Regions from separate parts of the Homo sapiens genome. Here region 2 is linked to region 1. A link is an interaction called in ENCODE POLR2A ChIA-PET data of the cell type or tissue named here. Cell type or tissue: GM12878. All regions are shown on one strand. Links, peaks and the distances in the headings refer to the core of each region. The heading gives the core; the rest is flanking DNA.

Region 1 (13,130 bases), core at 70-8,069:
CATGCTACAAAGTCTATTCCTAGTTCCGGTGCTTTTTACCAGCCTTGGCTGTCTGGCTATCCAAATGATTATGTTCTCAGGTCTTTCACAGCCACATTTCATCACACTAGTGACACTACTAAAGTGGTTGAGTGAATGTAGTGCCTGTTCATAAAATCATTTCAAGTAAAGGGCTTCAAGATTTTTCCAGATGTTATTCAAATCGATATAATTATTTACAGTAGGACATAAAACACCAAGGTCTCACACATTTTTTTTCCCTTAGTGAACTAAGCAAAGCCATGTGACAGGGCATTAAGGTACAATAAAATTGGTCACTTCAAAATTTGTTTCCTCAAGCATTCTAATTTTTCTCTAAATTGTGGATAACAGGAATTGACAGTCACATGAACTTTAAGGGAATTAAACACAATAGGCTAAAGCTTTGGTGCCTTGTAATGAATGGGCCACACACAGTGGGTGCAGATCACTAAGAAGTTATTATGTATCTGTTTTGAGATAACCACTTTGCTGCTGCTAATGTTCTCTAACTTTTTATTACATTTTCAAAGCAAGTAAGCCAAACTGGTTGCCATGGAAATGATTATGATGTCACAGAGGATGATGACTTCTCCTAATCTATAAGCAGCAAGAGCAGATGTGCTTGTAAGAAACAAAGATCTTGTTTTCATACAAATGCGCTCAAAATAAAACACAAAGGAAGAAAAATACCCAGAGCACATAATGCAAAGAACAAGAATTGCTTCTAAATAGAATGTTTTACAAAGTTTTCCATAAAGCCTCAGCTGCTCCTCAAGCCACAACCGGCTTGAACATGGATGGCAGACATGAAATTACAGTATTCACAAAATTAGTATTCAGTTTGCAGAATCTCTCTTTCCAAAGCCTTCAGGCATACTTTATGCATGCACAATTACAGAAGCAGGTAATGAGAGAGATTCTGATTTCTTCCTATTGTAGTTATTGTACTTAGCTAGATAAGTCTTGATAAAAAATTGCTTTGTTAAAAAGAAATCTAAGCAATAATTTATTAATTCTATTGAAAATATCTTTTGGCTCTTAGTACAAGATATACTGGATGATTTCTCTAAAACACACATTACTGTGTCCATGGAGACGGGTGGTGACATATCAACTTTTAGTAACGCATCAAAAAGTTCCATAACAATTAATAATCTGCAAGCTACACTAATTTTTTTTATAATTTTATTATTTCATATCACAATTAATTTCACTTCAATTATTAGAGATTTTAAAAAAGGACATTCACAGTTTATGACTATGACCTCCTGAAATACATAGATATGATAAACAATATATCAAATGAATGGGTTGTGTCAAAATATATTACAATGTTTTCATTACATCACATTGAATTTAATCTTATATGCCTTCTAGGTCATTGAGACTCTCCTAAATTAATTCTTTAGATTCTCAAATATTTCTCACAGTAACTTCAACTATTCTTAGAATTAATCAAAGTTTAAATGACAAAAATGAATGACTTATAATAAAATTCTCACTCCCTGCAATGAAAAATAAACTTCCATCCAGTTTGCAACATGGATTTGCAAATAAGAATTTTAAGTTCTGCTATAACTAAATGAGAGATTTGAACTGAGTGAAAATGAGATAAGTTAACTATTTTGATGGCTCCTAAGATCCTGCTCCTAAAGAAATCTACCACCAAATAACCTTTTACATGAAAACATTAAACATTAAGACCAAGATACATTGTGCTACAATTCTGCGTTACTGTTAAGTGTATGTATGTCCAATTTTACATTCAATTTACTGTCAAAATTAATTTTTTATTTAGAAATAAAAAATATTATGAGAATTATATGATAGAAAAACAAGTAAAAATAAACAAGAAAAAAGTAAAAGTTCACTATGTTCTGTAGCCTGAGTTAAAAGAAATTGAGAATAAGTTAACAGGTGTTTCTGAATGCTAGACTTTAATCCTAGTTTTAGTTCTGCTATCATATTGAAGTCATATACTATTTTAAGACATAAGCTCACTTTTTTTAAAGTACATAGTATGAAGATAGTACTCTAAATGAACACCAGTGTTTGAGTTGTATATTAGGAACTGAAAGACTATGATAATATAAATTCTGAAAAGAGGCTAAAAACACTTGACAGCCTTTTTATAAACACTGAAAAGATTTAAGAGACACCAAAGAGATGTTTGTTTAAGAACTACAGAAGACCATAATAGCTTGGTCAATTTAGACAAAGTGCAAAGGCCTAAATTTAAAAAGAACGTCGGTATTTGAATTTAGAAAAAGAGAAAGGAAACTGCATTGAAAGTGCTTTTTAATGAATGAATGATTAGACAGCAGTGGAATATTTTATAACACTTTATTGATGAAGGGTTTTATCTCTATGATAATTTTTATTACAAATATAGTACCAAATCTGTTTAAAGCACTGTATTAAGAAATAAGAGCACTATAAAAACAGTTGACTGAGTCTTTCTCTAAAATTGCTCTAACATAGCAGTGTAGATAAGATACACATACAAGAAAAAATATATTTTATTGAGATAAATGATAACATTATTGATGTAGATAGTAGGTGCTAAATAAGTTAACCTAAAGGGAATCACAAAGCATTCATTTATAACATATGGTATCAGCATAGTTCAGGGGCAAAAATAAAAATGTGGTGTAGCAATTTAACAGAATTAAAGCTGTATATAAATAAAGTGTAACAGACTATATTGTCTTTCCATATACATAGGTTTTTGTCTATAGTTTTTTTGAGCATATTTGATCTGATTTCATTTAAAAATGCTTAAGCAAAAATTTTTCATTTTAAAGACTCCCAATGAGGGCAAACAAACAAAAACTAGGCAATTTTTAGTCCTTGGAGGAGAAAACTTAGTTGGCAGGTTGTCCTAAACTTTGCACTCCCTATGTAAGCATAGGTTAGTTCAGCTGATTGTTGCTATGTGAGGTTTTTCTAGGCACTTACATTATACAAATGCTCTAATTTAGAGTTGACCAAGGTCTGGATAGAAAAATTTGAATCTGATATATGTTATTTGGGGTACTACATTTTGAAGAGCAAGCGTAAGAAATAGGCACTCTGATGTGGAAGAAAATATGTTTTTCATTAGTTTGATTTGTTCGTTTAAAAAAATGACATCAGACATTTGGGAAAAGGTTTTTAAATATTGGGAAGGAAATCAATATAAAGTTAAGGTACAAGCCTGAGCAACATAGAGAGACCCCCATCTCTAAAAGAGTTTTTTTAGAAATTAGTCAGATGTGGTGGTGCACATCTGTAGTCCCAGTTACTCGGGAGGCTGAGGTGGGATTATTGCTCAAGCCCAGGAGTTCGAGGCTGCAGTGAACTATATAGTCACAACACTGTACCCCAGCCTGGGCAACAGAGAGCTATCCTGACTCTCTTAAAAAAAAAAAAAGAAAAGAAAAGAAAATTAAGTTACAAAACAATGATCAGCTTTTATGTCACTGCAATAATTAACTGTAATAATTTCAATCACACTAATTTAAGAATGTTCTTTGTAAAACTGCTATTTAGAATATTCATTTGCTTATCAAAGAAATGCAAATAAAACCCTTAGCCATGAATGAGGCATTGCTCTAAGACTTGATTTGATCAACTATAAATATTAACTCATGTAAACCATATTAAAAACAAAACTTAGGTAAGTTTTATTATTTTCATCTACTATTAACAGATGAGAAAACTGAGACTATTAAGAAACTTGTCCAACTGTTAAGTAACAGAGTAAATCATAGGAGCCTGGATTTGACAGCAGGCCTTCTGGATTGAAAGATCTTGATAATTATATAGCCAATGGTACTTTTGCCAGTATCCCCTGGGTCAAATTCCTCTTGGAGTACTGACCTGGAATTTTTTTTTTTTTTTTAATCTGGGCTGATGATTTCACAGCCTTCCCAGACAATATGAGCTATGTAACCAACACTGTGTTTCCTCTTTTATCTGATTACTATGTTTGCAGAAGTAAGTTTTGTGTTCAATTGTGGCTTTTTCATAACCAAGATTTCTTGATATTTTTCTTTCCCCTTTGCATCTTAGTTTCTCTTATTATTTTCTGAATTTACCCTGAATTCGAATTCTTGTAGGAAGTACTGGTGGATAAATCAATCAACCAGCTTCAAAAGTAGCCATAAATCACTCTTAAAAATAACTATTTCATGTTTTCCCATTTATAAATCAAAGGACTAGAGGCTACTATCAATTATTTAAGATAAAACATAGCTAAACTAAAGGTTCACTTGACAGTGATCTTCACTGCTTTTAAAATTTAACGGGGAAAACATATACACATTCGATTATATTTGGCCTTTTCAAAATATTCATTCTCTCCTTCAGTAGCATAGGTCACAAGGCCCACTTCATATAGTAAGATGAGGATAATGGTAATCTCTTGATTTTACCATCCTACATAAAATGATGCCATGTCCTTTTATCTTTCATCAAAGGCATAATTACAGGGTAGAGAATGAAACACTATGATTCCAGATGACTTCTCTCTATCTAGCCTGAGTTCTACCATTAGCTAGCTGGTTAACTTTGAGTAATCATTTAAATTCTATGAGTTAAATATTAGATGAGTAAATATTTTCATTACACAAATCCACTTCTCCTTCCAGCCTGACTCTTTGATCATTCTCTGGTATTATCCCTTCATTTCACATAGGAAGAAACAAGGACAAGAGCAATGAAGTCACCCAATCAGAGTAAAACAGTCAGGTAATGGCAGAGTCAGAATTAGAATAAAGGTCTCCTGTCTTCTAGAATTGTGTTTATTAAGAAATCAAACGTTGCAGATGCATCTCATCCTCCTCTCTTTCACCCTGGAGGTTACTGCTATTCCAAAAGTGGTGTCTTTCTTTTATAATACTTTTACTACATATACATATGTACAAAAACAATACATATTGTTTTCTATGTTTTTAAGTATTAACAATTTATATGAGAATCCTTTAACAATTCACTTATCTTACCCTGTATAATATTTTAGGGATTTTTGTGGTGGTATTTATGTATTTATATATGTATTGATTTATGTAGTACATATATATGTATGTGTGTATATATATGTATTTGTTGTAGTATTTAGTTGCTGTGCAATATTTCAATGAAATGATACACTTCAATTTGTTTATCCATTCTCTTGGCCAGTAGCTTTCAGTCTTCTTTTGACCCTGTAATCCATAGGGAGTAAAAATAGCTTTTACATGGTGAGCCAATTGATAGATAGATAGATATACCTCTGATACAAAAAGTTACCTTTTATTTATCTTTGTTGTGTGTGATAAACGTACTGTATTCGATTCTATTTTGTTTTTAGATGCTGGTTATGACTGACTAAATACACACAGCCTGCTAATGGGTTACAACCAGGCATTTGAAAAATACTGTTCTAGGGGGATAGTTTTCAAACTGCTATAACATTTCCAATACTCTGATATTCCTGCAGAACATAGTGGGAAGCTAGTGGGGGGTGACTCCAGCTTAGAATTTTTTCTGTCAATGAAAGATGGAATTAAATAGGAATATCTTTAGCATGTGGATCATTTAGGTACAGAAAACAAGTTTGAACCATGGTTTTAAGCAGTGAGGCTTATTATGAGGTAATTCTAAAAAAATGTGTGCAGATTTTTAAACAAATGATTCACATTTTGAATTCATGCTGCTAGCTTACTACTTTAAGAATTCCTATGGACAGTCTATTTGGAAACTGGAAAGAATATTTTTTAGAAAGTGAATAAAAATCCCCCGTTTTAATTTATTTGCCACGGTCATTGAAGAATATCCCTAACTCAGAGAAATGGCTTTACCTACATTTCCATAAAGTACATCAATAAGCTTTATGCCTTCATTGCATTACAGTAATATATTATTTGCAGACTAAAATACAAATGACCTCATTGACTTAAAGGTCTCCTGTGATGATGTTGTAATGAAGATTTCTGTGTTTAGTGAGTTGGGATCATTTCGTTTTAAAAAAGGAATCTTCAATTACAATTTGGTTACATGTTATACTGCTCTTTGAAGGTGCATTTTAGCCTATGGTTGTGACTAGAGACATAAGAATATTTTGCTTTTAGCAAGGGTGGTTAATTTCTGCTTCCTTTTTGGCATTGGCATCTGACTTGAGTACTCTAATCCTTTCGTCATCAGCTCTCAGTGTACAATGCTTGGCAAAATCTAGTGACTTCGATGAATAAACCAGTCTTCATATGATCCAGAGGCCTTAAGCTGCCTTGTTTTTTTACCCTGATTTTGAAGCAAGTAATGGAGTTGGCAGAGACAGAGCTGAATCTGCCAAAGCTCAGAATAAAGAACACTCAAAACATAAGTGCAAAAGAAAGCAAATAGTAGGAGGTTATCATCTCAATTAGGAGTCATTGTACGGCAGTGATCTGGAGGAACTTGGACTCTGGTAAACGTTTATAAAGTTTTCTTACCTGTATCTGTCAGTTTGCAGTACAATAACTGCTGCAATCACTTGCAACAATGCAAAGATATAAATAATAGTAGGCATATTTCACCTATGAAGGCTTGATTGTCCACTTGACTCCAGATGGAAAGAATGAGAAAGTTGACACAAAGATTGAAATGGAAGATGGGAGCTAAAGCTGAGGTTAACCCCTTTCTTCTGCACTTTCAATTACAACACTGCTTAGAACCTCCTTTCTCCTGAATCAATATCTCACTGCTCAATATGCTCTCAAAGCTTTTTCATTATGGCCCCTGGAACTCCTCTTTTAAGAAAAAAAAAACCAAAAACAAACAGGTAAATCCATCTATAGCCTCCTACCTCTTTAAAAAAAAACCATTGCCTAGGCTGGGTGCGGTGGCTCATGTCTGTAATCCCAGCACTTTGGGAGGCCGAGGAAGGTGGATCACTTGAGGTCAGGAGTTCAAGACCAGCCTGGCCAACATGGTGAAACCCTGTCACCACAAAAATTACAAAAATTAACTGGGATTACATGCCTGTAATCCCAGTTACTCAGGAGGCTAAGACAGGAGAATCGCTTGAACCCTGAAGGCGGAGGTTGCAGTGAGCCAAGATTGCGCCACTGCACTCCACCCTGGGTGGCAAAGTGAGACTCTGTCTCAAAAACAAAAACAACAAACATAAAAACAACATTGCCTAAATGAAAAAGGTCTTCTTTGAGGTCATTACTCCTTCTCATCTAGGATGAATATGTAATGTCACATAGAAACCAAGACACTTAAGAATAAAAGGGGGTACTATTAATAATGATGCCAGGACCACAGGTGTAAACTGAGACAGTTCTTGGCAAACCAGCTCATATGGTCAACTTACCCATAGTCCTCTCAAGTGAAGGCTTTTCATTTTCTACTGATTCACCTTGCTCAAGTTTAGACTAAGGAGTCAGCATCCCCTATGTAGTCCAAAGACATTTTCAGAACATATACACTTTCATGTAAAATCCCGGTTCCTCTGATGTTCATGCTTTCCAGCTACCACCTCACAATTCTTCCTCCTCGCTTTTATTTATCAGTTTTCCAGGGATTCATTCTTCATAGACTTTTGCACCTAGTTCAGTATTTCCCTCTCTTCCCCAAGAGCTACATCTCCCGATTATCCTTTCATGTTTCTGATATTCCACCCCCTAGAGGCCATGACTTCTCAACCTCCATTCCGGATTCTGGCACCTTGTTCTCCATCAGAAATTTCTGTTCACAATCTTCTATACCTTCCTATCTCTCACTATTCCCTCTTATGCAAATTATTTAACCTCACTGGGACCCAATTGAGGTCTCTGTACCCCTCTACTTCTATCTGTCAGTACCCTCTCTGTTTTGTATAGCTTACTTGATGATCCATTACTCCAATCCATTTCTTTAAGTCAAGCTCAACTTCTTTGATTCAATGTCTTCCAGCTCCGCAGCCAGTGGAATTTTTTACACTGGATCAATCCTGTGGTTCATTCTTTTCAAGATTCTATCTGGGCTGTGAGCCCAGTTACAGTTATAGCATTGAGCTTATTGATGGTTTATTTGTGGTCACCAGCCTCAACTGGGTCCTCTATTCGGCTTGCCTATTTTTCTACATTTTTTTTCAGTTAGCCTCTCTCTATTTTTATAAAAGCAACTATTTCAAACTTATTCACTCTTCTTACATTTTCAATCCAGTGGCTTTTCAACCTTAATAAATAACATTGATACCTTCTTCATATCTTTCCTAAACTTCCCACCATGACAACGCACAAAATTACTTACATCTTCAACCTTCCTTTCTTACTTATCCTAAGCACATGAGGTATGTCCTCTTCTAGCTGAAGCTACTCCTGCCAGTTGCGCAATAGATTCTTTTCTTTCCTATTCCCTCAGGGACCCCACTTTACCAATTTTCTCATTAGCACTGAGATATGTCAAGGTCTTACTTAAAAGACAAAAGAAAACAAACAAGAAACTTCCCTCAATCCCACATCTTCCTGTAGCTACTAGCTTCTACCTCTCCTTTTACAGCAAAACTTCTTGAAATTACCATCTATACTGACAGCCTCCATTCCCTCACTTATTCTTTTCTCAACAACTCTGCTGTCATTATTACAGGCAGAATTTGATGGTGTTAATCTCTCCTTTTCTCATTCTTAGATCTTTTGGGTTTCCTCTCAGATCTCTGCGGGGCTCCATTGAGTCAGGCTGTTTCAAAAATACTGCTGTCCCTCATGAATCAACTTAAGAAGGCTGTCTTGCTTATGAATCCACTGACATTCTAAAGCAGGTAGAAGGATGGTGGCCATATTCTCGAGGGTCAGGAGAGAAGTCTGGCCAGGTGACAGGGACAGTGCCGAATGGCATGACCTTAGTGAGCTCCACTTTCAAGAGACTGGCTATTAGCCTTCAACTCAAGTTTACAGATGCAGTACTGTACTGTTCTTAGAAAGGAAAACCATGCATTTCTAAACTCATAAGAAATAGGTGGAAAAAAACCAGAAATATCATTTGTTTTTAAATAAAAATATAATGATCATGTATATTCCCTTCACATAGGAAAATCACATGGAGAGTGAAAATATCAGAAAGTCGCTAATGTTGGGCTTAGAACTGATCAAAGAGTTTTGTGTACGATAGACTGCCTAATGGTACCAGGCCTGACAGCCTGCAGTGTCCCCCTCACATCAAGAATGACCTCTGAAGGCAATATTTCCAAAGACTTGCGGGTAAGGTACTCCTCTGTCTTCCATATTACGTTGTGAAGGAACATCATTCCTTCCTTTTTAAATATTCAACCAGTCTGATGCCAAACATTCATCTAACATAAATATGGGAAAATGTTAAACAATATATTTTGAACATACCAGATACCATATTCATTTTATTTGTTGGCTACTACCTGATGTTTTAGGAAGCTCTTCTGGGTTAGGTTATTCAAAATACCCTTAAGCAGAGTTCCCCTAAAATCACTGATTGGCTTTTCAAGTAAATAGTGTCTTTGTTATCAAATAAAAGCATTATTTCTTTTTGTTCTTAGAAAAAATAACCTGTAATGAGAGAGCAAATATGTAACTTCTACACGCATGGGATAGGAAATCCTAATTAAAATAATATAGTTACGTTTCTCTACTCCAGTATTCACTGTATTTGTAAATTAAAAACAAGAGAAACATTCTAATTTCACAAGCTTCATGTATAAACCCTAGCAAAATGTTCAACTTGACTTTTACTATAAACTGAGAGCTGTTCTCCACTGGAAAAAAAATCTGTTTCCTGAGAAATATCGTTTAAGAAGCCGTAACCATTTACAATTACAGTGTTTATCACAGAAAGCCATGCACTCATTATTTACACATGTAGGTGAAGTATGTCTACAAAAGGCAGCCGTATGATCCATCTGTTTCTGGGAGTAATAAATCTGAAATGGTCCCCTTTGAAATAAAATGTGCAAATATGCTTGGTGACCCAGACTTTAAAGTTATGTTCTTATCTGGATCTCTGTGTCACCATTGATTGTTACTCAACTCTTCATAGGGTGACTTTCTTTCAATTCACTCTCAGTGATTCTCTCATGTCATTCACTTATTGAGAAGAGCTCTAGATATTAATAAACATCTGATATTAACATACTAAATGCCAAATAGGTAATGTTTCACACATAGATAAGTTCTGGGTTTGGTAAAAAGTTCTATGTTGATACCACATTCAATTAACCTTCTTAAAACACCCTGGACATTCAGTATGCTTTCAAGAGATACAACAGTGGACTGCGTATTACTCATAAGGCTGGATTTAACTACAGTAAGACGTCTGTATGATTGATGAAAATAATTGGCAATTTAGAGAGACTATAGTATGATGGTTATGAATATGGGCTTTCTAGAACTTAAAATATGTGTTTGACACTGTCTAGCTCTGAAACTGTGGGACCAGGGACAAGTTAATACTGTCTCCAAGCTTTCTTCATGTGAAAAATGGGGTAGTATTACCTCTCTTAAAATGACAGTGGGTGTTAAATGAGATAATGCATGTAACATGCTTACCATGGTATCTGGCACGAAATAAATGGATATAATTATAAAAATGATATATGTGACTTTCCTAGTCCCACTGATACTCTAACTTCATTGAAATCAGTTATATCATCAATTTAAAATGCTATAGATTCTTCGTATGGATTTATTTCTCAATAATAGTACACTTCAAAAGTACAGTCTTCCAATGTGGCCATTTCTGCAATATAGTTTACAGGACTTAGAGTGATATTCTTAGTCTACTGAGTGGGACTTTCCCAGGTGTCTAGTACCTCACCATGACGTCAGGTTTTAAATACTTTTGTGAAGCTTTGGCACAGCTGCTGGGGGAGATACACTGATGGTGTTACTCTCTCCTTTATCATGTCTTACGACAGTTCAGAATGCCACACTAAGTTCTATATTAAGCTAACCTTTTTCTAAACCACAGTCATGAAAATTGGGGGAGATGACATTTGACTTTACTACTTGTAAATGACCTTTCTTTGATTCAATTCCCTTTTCCATAGCTCACGCCCTCTTTCAGAGTTATAAAACAGAAAATGGCTCCCCAGTTCTATCCCTATATGGTTCTCAATTCCCTAGGTTGTAACCATCTGGCTATAAAAATGGGGAAGGTGAATTCTCTGGATTATTTCCTTTACTATCTGTTGGTAATGTGTTCCTCTATTTTTTTTTTTTTTCAGCTTAACAGGATTGTTAAGCAAGTGATTAGACTTTGCTTTACTGTGAAAGAATTTTGGTTTATAAAGAGTTGAAGCTTCTCACAAACACTGGGTATGTACTTCCACAAGCTTTTCACAGGATTAAAAAGACAGTATCATACTGCTATTGGCACTGGTTTAACCACCAAATGTTTCCCTTGAGATGCAACCTGTCATCACTCTGCTTTAGAGTATGGATCTCTCTTGCAGAATCCAACCTTTGATATCACAGATCGTTAGGTTAATCTGTCCTATTTTCACCTCCCAATTCCAAAGTCAAATGATTATGTTTGGTTTTCCTGCTGGTCCCCAGCAAAATAAGTTTCTTTTTAATCTCTTGCATGTAGCTGCGGAAAAATATTCCAAATAATGAGTTTTTTTTTTGTCCTGTATCTAAATTAATGCTCACCAGGCGTCTTCTCCTTTGTTACCCTCTTTTGGTAAGTTATTTCTTTACAAAGTTGAATCATATCTTTTTCATTTCTTGAATTAACACTTCATTGAGGATTCCAATAACTTCCCTGTACTTTTTGTGCTCTAAAATTTTAGGGTTTCTTCTCAATCCTTTTTAGAGTTGACTTTGAGCATCACCACTTGACCCAGTTCAAAATTCCCTTGTTTTTGCATTAATGGAACTCATTTTATCAAATGCTGAACAAATCTGCATTTTAAAAGCAATTATGGTGGGTTTTAATGACATCTTTAAAAATGTGTGCTTTCATTTTTTTCAGGAACCTCTCTGGTCCTCACCCCACTGGTTTAACTCCCGTAATTTATCATTCTCATTTGGGATAGAGTTAGCTTATCACCTGCTCTACAGCAAAACACTCTCTCTGGAAGAAATCTGATAGTATTCTATCAACGTGTGAATTTAAGTCATAATGTTACCTTTTTTAGGGACATGAGTATTTGCATAAGAGCCTTATCTCTAATTGCAAAGTGACACTCTTAAGACTGTTAAAAGAAACTATTGTTCAAGGTAGATGGAATTAGAAGACCCTCAGCATGTGGGACTTATATGCCAGCTGAATAGACCCCAGACTATCAGTGCACTCAGGGAAGTAAAGTTTGACAGTATTTATATGCTTTACTTATGAACTGGATTTGGTATCTTAGAATATTTTCTTTGAAAAGGTAGTTCCATTTTTGGCTTTCTTGCTTCTTCATAGTGCCAATCTAGGTCAACAGGAGTAAGTGAGACCATTGTTCCATATCCCGCTTAAAAAGAGAACACTACTTCAAAGACAAGAACAACATCACCTGACAAAAATAAAAGAAGTTATCGGTTTTAAAACATTGTGCTTATGTGTGCCTGTTATTCTTAACTTTTTCAGGGATTCAAGTTATTTTAGGGTACCTATTCTGGTTGATTATATATCTAGCACAATAAAGCCATTTAAATAAAAAAATATAGAATTCATTTCCAAAAATTTCTTCTTTGATTTTAGGAAAGAATTATAATTTTCCAAATTGTCCCCTCCCACCTTCTGCTAAAAAGACCCCCAAAACTTAAAAACGTACAATTAATTCCTTGAGCAAACAAAAGGGGATTTTACCCAAATTCCTTTAAAGGGTACTTAGGGCTTTTAAATCTAAAATAGATAAAACAAACTACCCAAAGAAAACAAAACCAATACTCCACAATGTACCTTTTAGCTATATTGCCTTGTAAAATTTTTCTTTTGCTGATTACACTTAGTGATTACAAAATTAAACCTGCTGCATTTCTTGATAGTCACCCTGGTTCATGAATTGTCAGGTGGTAACAGGAAATAATTCATTTTTGAAACAGAGGCATTACATAAATGTATTTTATTCCAAATTGCATTTTATATACAATGTTAGCCACTTTTCATATTTATATTTGCAAAATTAATATATAAATGTTAAAAATATATATTTATATATAATT
Region 2 (8,000 bases), core at 1-8,000, 64 kb after region 1:
TGAAAGTAGTACAAGATTGGAAGAATGAAACTCTTTTTTCTTCACTCAGTAAAATGATACTTTTGGCTCAGTGCCTGGGGAACATAGGCGAGTTAGGATGGTGCAGACAGGACTAGCAACAAGTTTGTTAAGGAATGGGCTGAGAACCCCTTGCCTCTGCCCTGTGGTTTACTACAGAATTTGAGTTGTAACTTTTTCTTTTTCTTTTTTTTTTTTTTTGTCCGTTAGAAGCAGTGGTAGAGAGATTACACACTAAGCTTTAAAACCACAGCAAAACAAAACTTTTAAAACACTTGTGCGGTAACCTCAGAAGACAGGTTAACACATTCTGTTTTAACTGTACTATTAATGTGTTTTGCAAGTTTGCAATACCTCTAGACATGGAGGTCTTTTTCCCCCTTACATTTTATGTATACTGCAAATCGAATCCGAGGTGTGTCTTGTGAGCATTAAAATAATGAAAACAAAACACAGTTTTATCCAGGAAATATATAATTCTGAATACTAAAAATCTTTTTAATTGATCATTTATGTAATATATCATCACTTTTATTCAATACATTTCAAAATATACTACTCTTTTTAGCAAATTCAAAGTCCTTTTAACATTTTCTTATAAATCTGATATCACTATATTTGTAACTAAGGAATTTTATGGTGAGATTATTTGAGCTTTATTTCTGTAACAGTTGTTCTAAGTTATAAAAATGAACATCTTTAACACATCTATATAGACTTTAAAATAGCTTATTTGTAATTTAAACTATCTTCAAATATTTTGCTATATTCCTGTTTCCCCTAATTATTCAAAGTTTACAAAACAAACATTTATTGACGATCAGTGATGTCACAGTTTTATTGTAAGAAGACATTTCCTTTCAGAGAATTAACGTAGAAATAAGGAAGGTTAAAGAGATTTCCTATCCTTTCCTTAAAGAAAAAAAGGCTATTTATCACTTGCCATCTTATACTCATTCATTCATTCTCTCATTCACTATACATTCAGTAAGTGCCCACTAAACTTTTATTAAGCCTTTCTTTTCGTTCAGTCTGTTGATTTGATAAATCAGAAGATTATCTTTGATAAGTATTCATATAATACTTTTTATTATCCTTTTGTGATTGTTTATTAAGCTATCTGTCCAAGCTTTGAAGACAGTCTGCAATGGTTCAAATCTAAGCATTGCCATTAGTTGTGATATGTGTGTATACATGTCTGTTGGTCTCTCTATCATCATTTATCACAATTTATCATTGTTTACCCAAAGGAATAACTAGCTACTGACTGAGTGACCTTGTATGAATAAATTAATATCTCTGAGCCTCAGTTGACTTACCTGTACAAAGTGAGAATACTTATATTTTTTAAGATTGTTAGATTAGTTGTATATTTAAGCCCCCTCTACGGTATTTAGAACATGTGAGTAACGTGGTTACTTATTATTGTTTATATTGCCATTATCCTGACCACTATATGGACTTGATCCTCCAGTTATTTCCTTGGGTCCATGCCATCTTACCTCTCTTATTTTTCCATTACTGCTTATCTCACAATATTCGAGAGTAAAAAGGAACCTTTTTACAATGAAAGGCTGCCCATTTCTCACATGTGCTTTCCTCTTGATGCCTTCATGCTTGCTGTTTTGCTTACTGTTGTAGAGCAGCAGAATATTACTGAGGAAGCACTTCTTTTTAAAAAAATTTTCTGGTACAGCTGGAAATATGACAAGAAGAATAGAACAATTGATTATTAGTTAAATCAACATATTATTCTATAAATTCAATAGAATTGAGACCCCCCCCCTTCCTTTAAATGTTATATTTGGTCTTATTAAAATTCATTTTGCTATATGCTGTGGATTTTTATGCATTATTTTTGTTTAATTTCTAATGAAGAGTTATTGAGATTTTATGAGATTGACGTCTTATTTACTTAAAAAATTTCCTATTGCTTGTACATTGGGAGCAAACCAAGAACAGGTGTAAAAACAACCTCCCAACTTGTCTTGGTGAATTGTGAATTGCTCTGGTTTATTCTTGTTTGTATTACATTTAATGGACAAGTCCTGTATGGTACTATACATTTTAATTCAGTTTTGAAAATTATCAATTTGCAAATTTTGTCTTTTTCCACTTTCTTTTTCTATTTCAAGAGCTTATTACCTTTGCTCCAGCTGGATAAAAGTTGGGCAAACAGATACCCTGACAACTGCCAACAGCACCACGCCTTGGTTTTCCCGGGTACAGAAAGTAGTCAATATTTCTGGGACTATGCATCTGTCCCATCTCAAAGATGCCGCTCACAAATTCTAGTTTAAATACAGAATTATTGAAAACATGAAAATCACCACTTCTTTAAAAATATGTATTGTATGTGCTTCTTTCCTGGTTTTACCAAAACAAGTAAAAAAGATCCATGTAGCAGATTTAGGTCTACAGCCTGCAAATTGCTTCCTGTTTGCTTGCATGGTGACAATGTTCTAAGTGCCAGTTTTGAATACTAGTAACCTGTCATGGATCAGTTATCTGAAATGGCAGGTTTATTTGTTATGGGAGGAATGACATTATTTCCTGTCCTTTAGACAGAGCTAAAGTGAGAATAAAGTAGTAAGAAAGAATGTTTCTTTGCACTCTAGGTGTGAGTGTACTATCGTTCGTGCTACTGATTTGATTGCCACAGCTACTATCATTAGCATCTTGGACCAAACATGGAACAAGCTGTACTATATTTCATGTATGATGGAATACAGAGACTGATTAAAAATACTCTTAAGGTGCTGGATTATTCATTTGATAGCTGATTGTTATAAGACGTTAGGGTCGTACTTTCCTTTGTGGACATAAACATTTTTAATAATTGCTTTTTAAAATTAAATTTAATTTGGAGCCTAGGTAAGGATTTCCTTCATTTGAACTAATTTTTTTTTTGTAATCTCAGAATTATCTTAATAGTAGGTAGTGTCAGTTGCCAGAAAAACATCAATGTGAAGGAAATTTGTATATCATAATTCTTTCCTAGTGTTTTCTTTAGGCAGACTACAGTGAACGTATCTATTCTAATTCTCATTCCTTTTCTGGATAACCATAGGTAAAGGTACTTTTAATTTGACCTCTGAAAGAAGAAAAAGTTTTTCCAGGTTGGAGAAATAATGAGTAATGCTGGTTAGAGACTGCCTCTCATCTTCTTCTCAAATCTTAGTCACTACCTATTCTAGTGTTTAAATAACTAATGAAAACATTTTTATGGTTTCTGAGATTTTTTTTAAAGCAGGCTTGAAAGATATGAAGTAATTTACTGATAAACCAAATTTTAACATTATAGACATAAGAATGTTGTCTGTCCATCTCATTTTGTTTCATTGTAATATTTTTCCTCATAGGTATAGGGAAAATAGGTGATTTTGTTTAGTCAACAAAGGGTTGTCTCTTCTCTCTCTCTCTCTTTCTTTCTCTCTCTCTTTCTACCATGGCAGCCCAAGTAGGGTTCAACCGTGTAGGTAGGATCTGTATTATTAATTTTCATTATGCCAAAACTGACAAAACATTACGTTGAAATCATAAAGCACTAGAAAAGCAAATACCTAGAAAGTATTATCTGTTCTGTAAGAAAAACAACAAGCTAAACATTTTAATATATTATTGAGTTTGTTGGATTTATAATATTGGGACTTCTCTTTATACAAGTACCTGGCCTTTAAAAAGAAATACTACCTAGAGTAGCCACAGGTACTGTTAATGTTGCCAAGTATTCCTAAGTATATTGTAGTTAGATTAGTGTGAGGAACTTCCTTAAAAAATTTAAGTGTAAACCTGTAAGGTTACTCTTATTGGTTGTTTTTCATAGTTTATTTAGTGACTATTGCACGGTAATGCTTTGTATTAGATCAACATTAAGTTAGAATTCAGTGGCTGTATTAAATAGCCTTTTAAGACAGTATGTTAAATACGTGGCTTTCACCAAGGGGCCCCTATGGTATTTTGGCAATTTTACTATTTTTTAAAATTCATACCTAGTTTGAATTGAGATTCATGTAAGTGAAACACCATTAATAAGGATTTTTAGTTTTAAATTTTAGTTTGTTTTATTATAAAATAGTCAATATCTATCATTCTTAAAATCAAGTATTCTTTATAGTAGTCCTACTTAATATGCAGTCTGTAGGCTGGAAAGCATTTGTTACCAGTCTGCCTTGAAATTAAATATAGAAGTTGAGTAAATGCTTAAAACTGTCACCAAAGTTTGATAGAGTAATAAAAATAGGGGGCTTGTATTTTGTTTTTGTCAAATTTGACTTGATTATACAAATGTGATGAATTAGAAATTTAAAAAACCAATTGGTCCTTCCCACAGAAGGATATTTCATTTGAGAAATATCACTTTAGATGACATTAGAAGAGTTATCCATGTGCTTAGTGTCAGTTAGCTTAAATGCCATACATTAAAATATAAACATATCAAAAACCCACTTATATTAGTAACTTATGTGGATAACCATATGATTTTTATAAAGTAATCTCAAATGAAAATGAAAGCCAATTCTTTAATGAATCTAAAGCAGTAGAGCCTTTACTCATATACCTAGTAATAACTATCATTAAGTGCTTACAATGTGCAATAGGGTGTCTTTTATCTTATTTAATCCTCTAAAAGCACAACGGGATAGGTTCCTTATTACCCTCATTTTAGAGATGCCGAGCTAAGGGTCAGAGAGGTTAAAAATGTGCTGATGGTCACTGAGCTAACTAAAAAAGCTAACATTAAAACATGCTTTTGTTCATAATATGATTACACATCTTGTGCTTCACGTTTTTTCTTTTAAATGAGGAGGTAATAACATGTACTGGGTAAAGAATGTTGTTTTGTGCTTGTAGGTAAAGCTGTGTACCATGCTGTATATGAGGAATTATTTAGAGCTAGAAGAGGAAAGCTCAAGCATGCAAATCTTCAGTGCTGAGTTGGTATAGGGAGTAAGATGAGGCTTCATCACGTACGTTGCTCTTGATCTCAGAGTCTGTTACTACAAATTGTTGATGATCACAAAAATTTAAGGACATCATGTTCAAGTTACACTTGATACAGCTTATAAGAAAGAATCCCTTTTCAAAAAAAGCAGATGAGATGTGATTTTTAAATGGCATCTCTCTACTCTTCATATGTACATAGATACTCAACTTTCAGGAATCATGTATATAATATTGGCATCTTACAGTAATATTTACAATATTTGTTTCCTTCAATCTCTTCAGTTATCTTTATAAAAGAAAGGAGGATGGGGGGAGGAGGCTGACTTTTGTCATGTAGCTTCCTCAACTAAAGCCTTCAGATCTTCATCAGTATATGAATAAACTCAGTTTACTAGATGCTTCCCTTCTGTAAAATTCTGTAAATCAACTAGCTAATATTTAATTGAATTTTTATCTTGTTTTCTTCATTTGGTCCATTTGATTGCTGATCATTGATGTTCATCTGCCTAATAACCTTTGCACAGTGTTTAAGGATTGAGGATAAAAACTATCAAGGGCAAGATTAGAAGAGGTGACTGACTCCCTGATTCTCTGCTGCCCTTGAAGGCACTGGATAATGGAGAAACAAGTGCCTGCATGTGTTGGATTTTGTTAGTTGGATCTAGCTCCAGCAGAATGACAACTGAGGTCACGTCAGCACCTTGGAAGGCCGGGAAGCTGGAACTGGAGCAGCTGAGCCAATCCCCAGACAAACAGGTTTTAACCGGGACAGAGTGAGAGAATGCTTTGCTTTGGAAACTGTCTGCCCATCACCTAAGGCGGTGATTCTATTCCTATATATTTTTTTTCCTGCTGTCTGTTCATTTTTGTATAGAAAAGATTAGTTATGAGGACTTCTTTCTCTTTATATATGGCAAAAAGTAATTGCAAAGTAGTTATGTTAGACTTTGAGATTTTTTTGTTTTCTTCAGATTCAGAAGCAAAGAAAATGTTACTTTTGAAATTAAGATGGTGTGATGGAAGGACCATTTATGGCATTAGTAAGGGTGATCATTTGTTGATTACCATCATTTTGTGTAAGGTTGAATGCCAATTAAATGTCATGGGTGCCTCAATATGTTTAAATATCTTCATATTATATAATGTACATTCAAACCTCTTTTGATTCCAGGAGGAGATTTTCTTGTAAGTCCTAAAATTGGAAACTTGGATTCTAGTCTCATTTTGCGAGTTGCTCTACTCTGTAATTTATTTCTTCTCAATATGTAGAATGGTGGTTCTCAACTTTGGCTGCACATTAGAATCATCTGGATATGTTTAAAAAATACTGGTATTTTTACCCCATCCCATACCAATTTAATAAAAATAGGGGTAGGGCTCAGGCATTGATAATGATTTATTAATTTCCCCAGATAATTCTGATGCACAGTGAAGGTCTAGAGCCATGGATATAGAATGATATCACTGACCTAACTTCTGTGACTTTTTTGAGATTGATTAATTCATGTTAACTGTTTTAATCACTCTTGTAAAAAAAGCTTTCTCTAATTTATAGGGTCTTTTTCAAAAATATAGAATTAGAAGTGTCCTTTGATATACTTCTGTTCCTTGCCAGATTACATTCAACCATTAATTTAAGGTAAGGATGTTTGACAATAGATATTGTAAATATGTAATTATATTTTTTCACCTTTTAATTACAAATAAAATTTGATTTGTCAACAAGTACATATTGATAGAGAGCAGAGGGGGAGAGCTGGAAGTTAGGGGAAAGGGAATGGCATTTATTGAACACTTCCGTGTGCTGTGTGTCAGGTTCTATGATACAATCACCCGTAATATAGGAGTCACAATTTCTGCTTATATATGATGAAATCAGTTCTTAAAGAGTTATTAATTAAGTTTAATTATATTTTGTAAGTCATAGAATCTCAAGGGTATGACTGATCTTAAAAGTCATTTGAATAACTCATCTACTGGACATAAAGGCTAAATGTGAAGGTTTCTGAATACTTTAACATATGAAATCAAGAGTGAATGTTAGGATTTTAAAAGTATGTCATCAAGAAATATGGGGAAAAAATAGCCCAGAGAGAGATATTTGGTAATATGTTATACAGGTTATACAGTGTAACTGTTTGCTTCATGGTGTTGAGTTTTATTTTTATTTTATTTTTCAATTATGGCAGAGATAGAAGTTTAATTCTTTAGATATGATTATTAACTAATAAAACATTTTGAAATATTTTATATCAATTTATATTATTATAAATCTGATTATTTCCAACTATTGCATATTTTTTAGAATCACCATAGTTAACTAGAATGATTCCCAGTTGTACTAATTAGCATAAAAAGCTAATTAATTATCTCATTAAACTGCATGCCATTAGCCTTGATTTTACTGCACATTTGATGTATTATCTCTTGGTCTTTAAAAATATAGAAAATAATAGTTTAGTCTTTCAATAATTGATTTTAAATTGGCGTTTTTCAAAAAAACTTTTGTAATCTCAGGAATTAATAATTAACGCGACAAATTTATTTCCAATCAATGAAATAAATACACTTTAAAATAATAAAATACCATGTTTTACTCACCATATTATAAATGATGAAAGCTACTGAGATTGTTTAACATCAATAACATTGTATTGGTTTTATTGATAGCATTACATTGGTAATGTTGTTTTGACACAGTACTCATGCAAGTTTAAATTGACACCTCATTTTGGACGGCAGTTTTATATATGGGAACTTTATAATGCGCTTGCCTCTCTTTTCACCTAATAATGCCTTCTTTGAGACTTCAATTTTAAGAAACCTGTTAGAAATGCAGACAGATTTATCCACAAAAGTAGACACTGGAGTATTATTATTGGAAATTACTTTCGGTACAGTGCTTAGGTAAATCATGGTTATTCCATAAGCTGAAGTATATATAGTCTTAAAAATTATGCTGTTGAAGAATTTCTTAATGACATGGAAATGCTTAGGTTATTATAGAGAGGTAAATACTTTATAGTATATTATAT

The links. ChIA-PET counts read pairs that join two places held together with the same protein. Peaks named below come from ENCODE experiments on the same cell type or tissue, not always from the same donor. Only the 100,000 strongest peaks of a DNase experiment are listed, where the experiment ranks them.
Region 2: POLR2A ChIA-PET joins it to region 1 with 5 read pairs; 5 of 35 experiments call an interaction of 5 or more read pairs at or near these places.

Annotation. Positions count from the first base shown.
Region 1 is chr2:213,155,188-213,168,317 of GRCh38, reverse strand. It overlaps LINC01953 (long intergenic non-protein coding RNA 1953), which reads left to right and starts at 608. Exons shown (of 4, transcript NR_146974.1): 1 at 608-925; 2 at 9,037-9,206; 3 at 11,201-11,291; 4 at 12,388-12,502. It overlaps LOC105373864 (a long non-coding RNA gene), which reads right to left and starts at 531. Exons shown (of 3, transcript XR_923851.3): 1 at 455-531. RefSeq lists an enhancer at 10,962-11,031. In GM12878, for the core only: no CTCF peak of the experiment used is centred there; no DNase peak of the experiment used is centred there; H3K27ac peaks cover 3,541 bases.
Region 2 is chr2:213,096,481-213,104,480 of GRCh38, reverse strand. The region is part of intron 4 of IKZF2 (IKAROS family zinc finger 2); the gene reads left to right. Among named protein-coding and RNA genes, the nearest start is that of IKZF2, 51 kb to the left of the region's middle. In GM12878, for the core only: no CTCF peak of the experiment used is centred there; no DNase peak of the experiment used is centred there; H3K4me3 peaks cover 408 bases.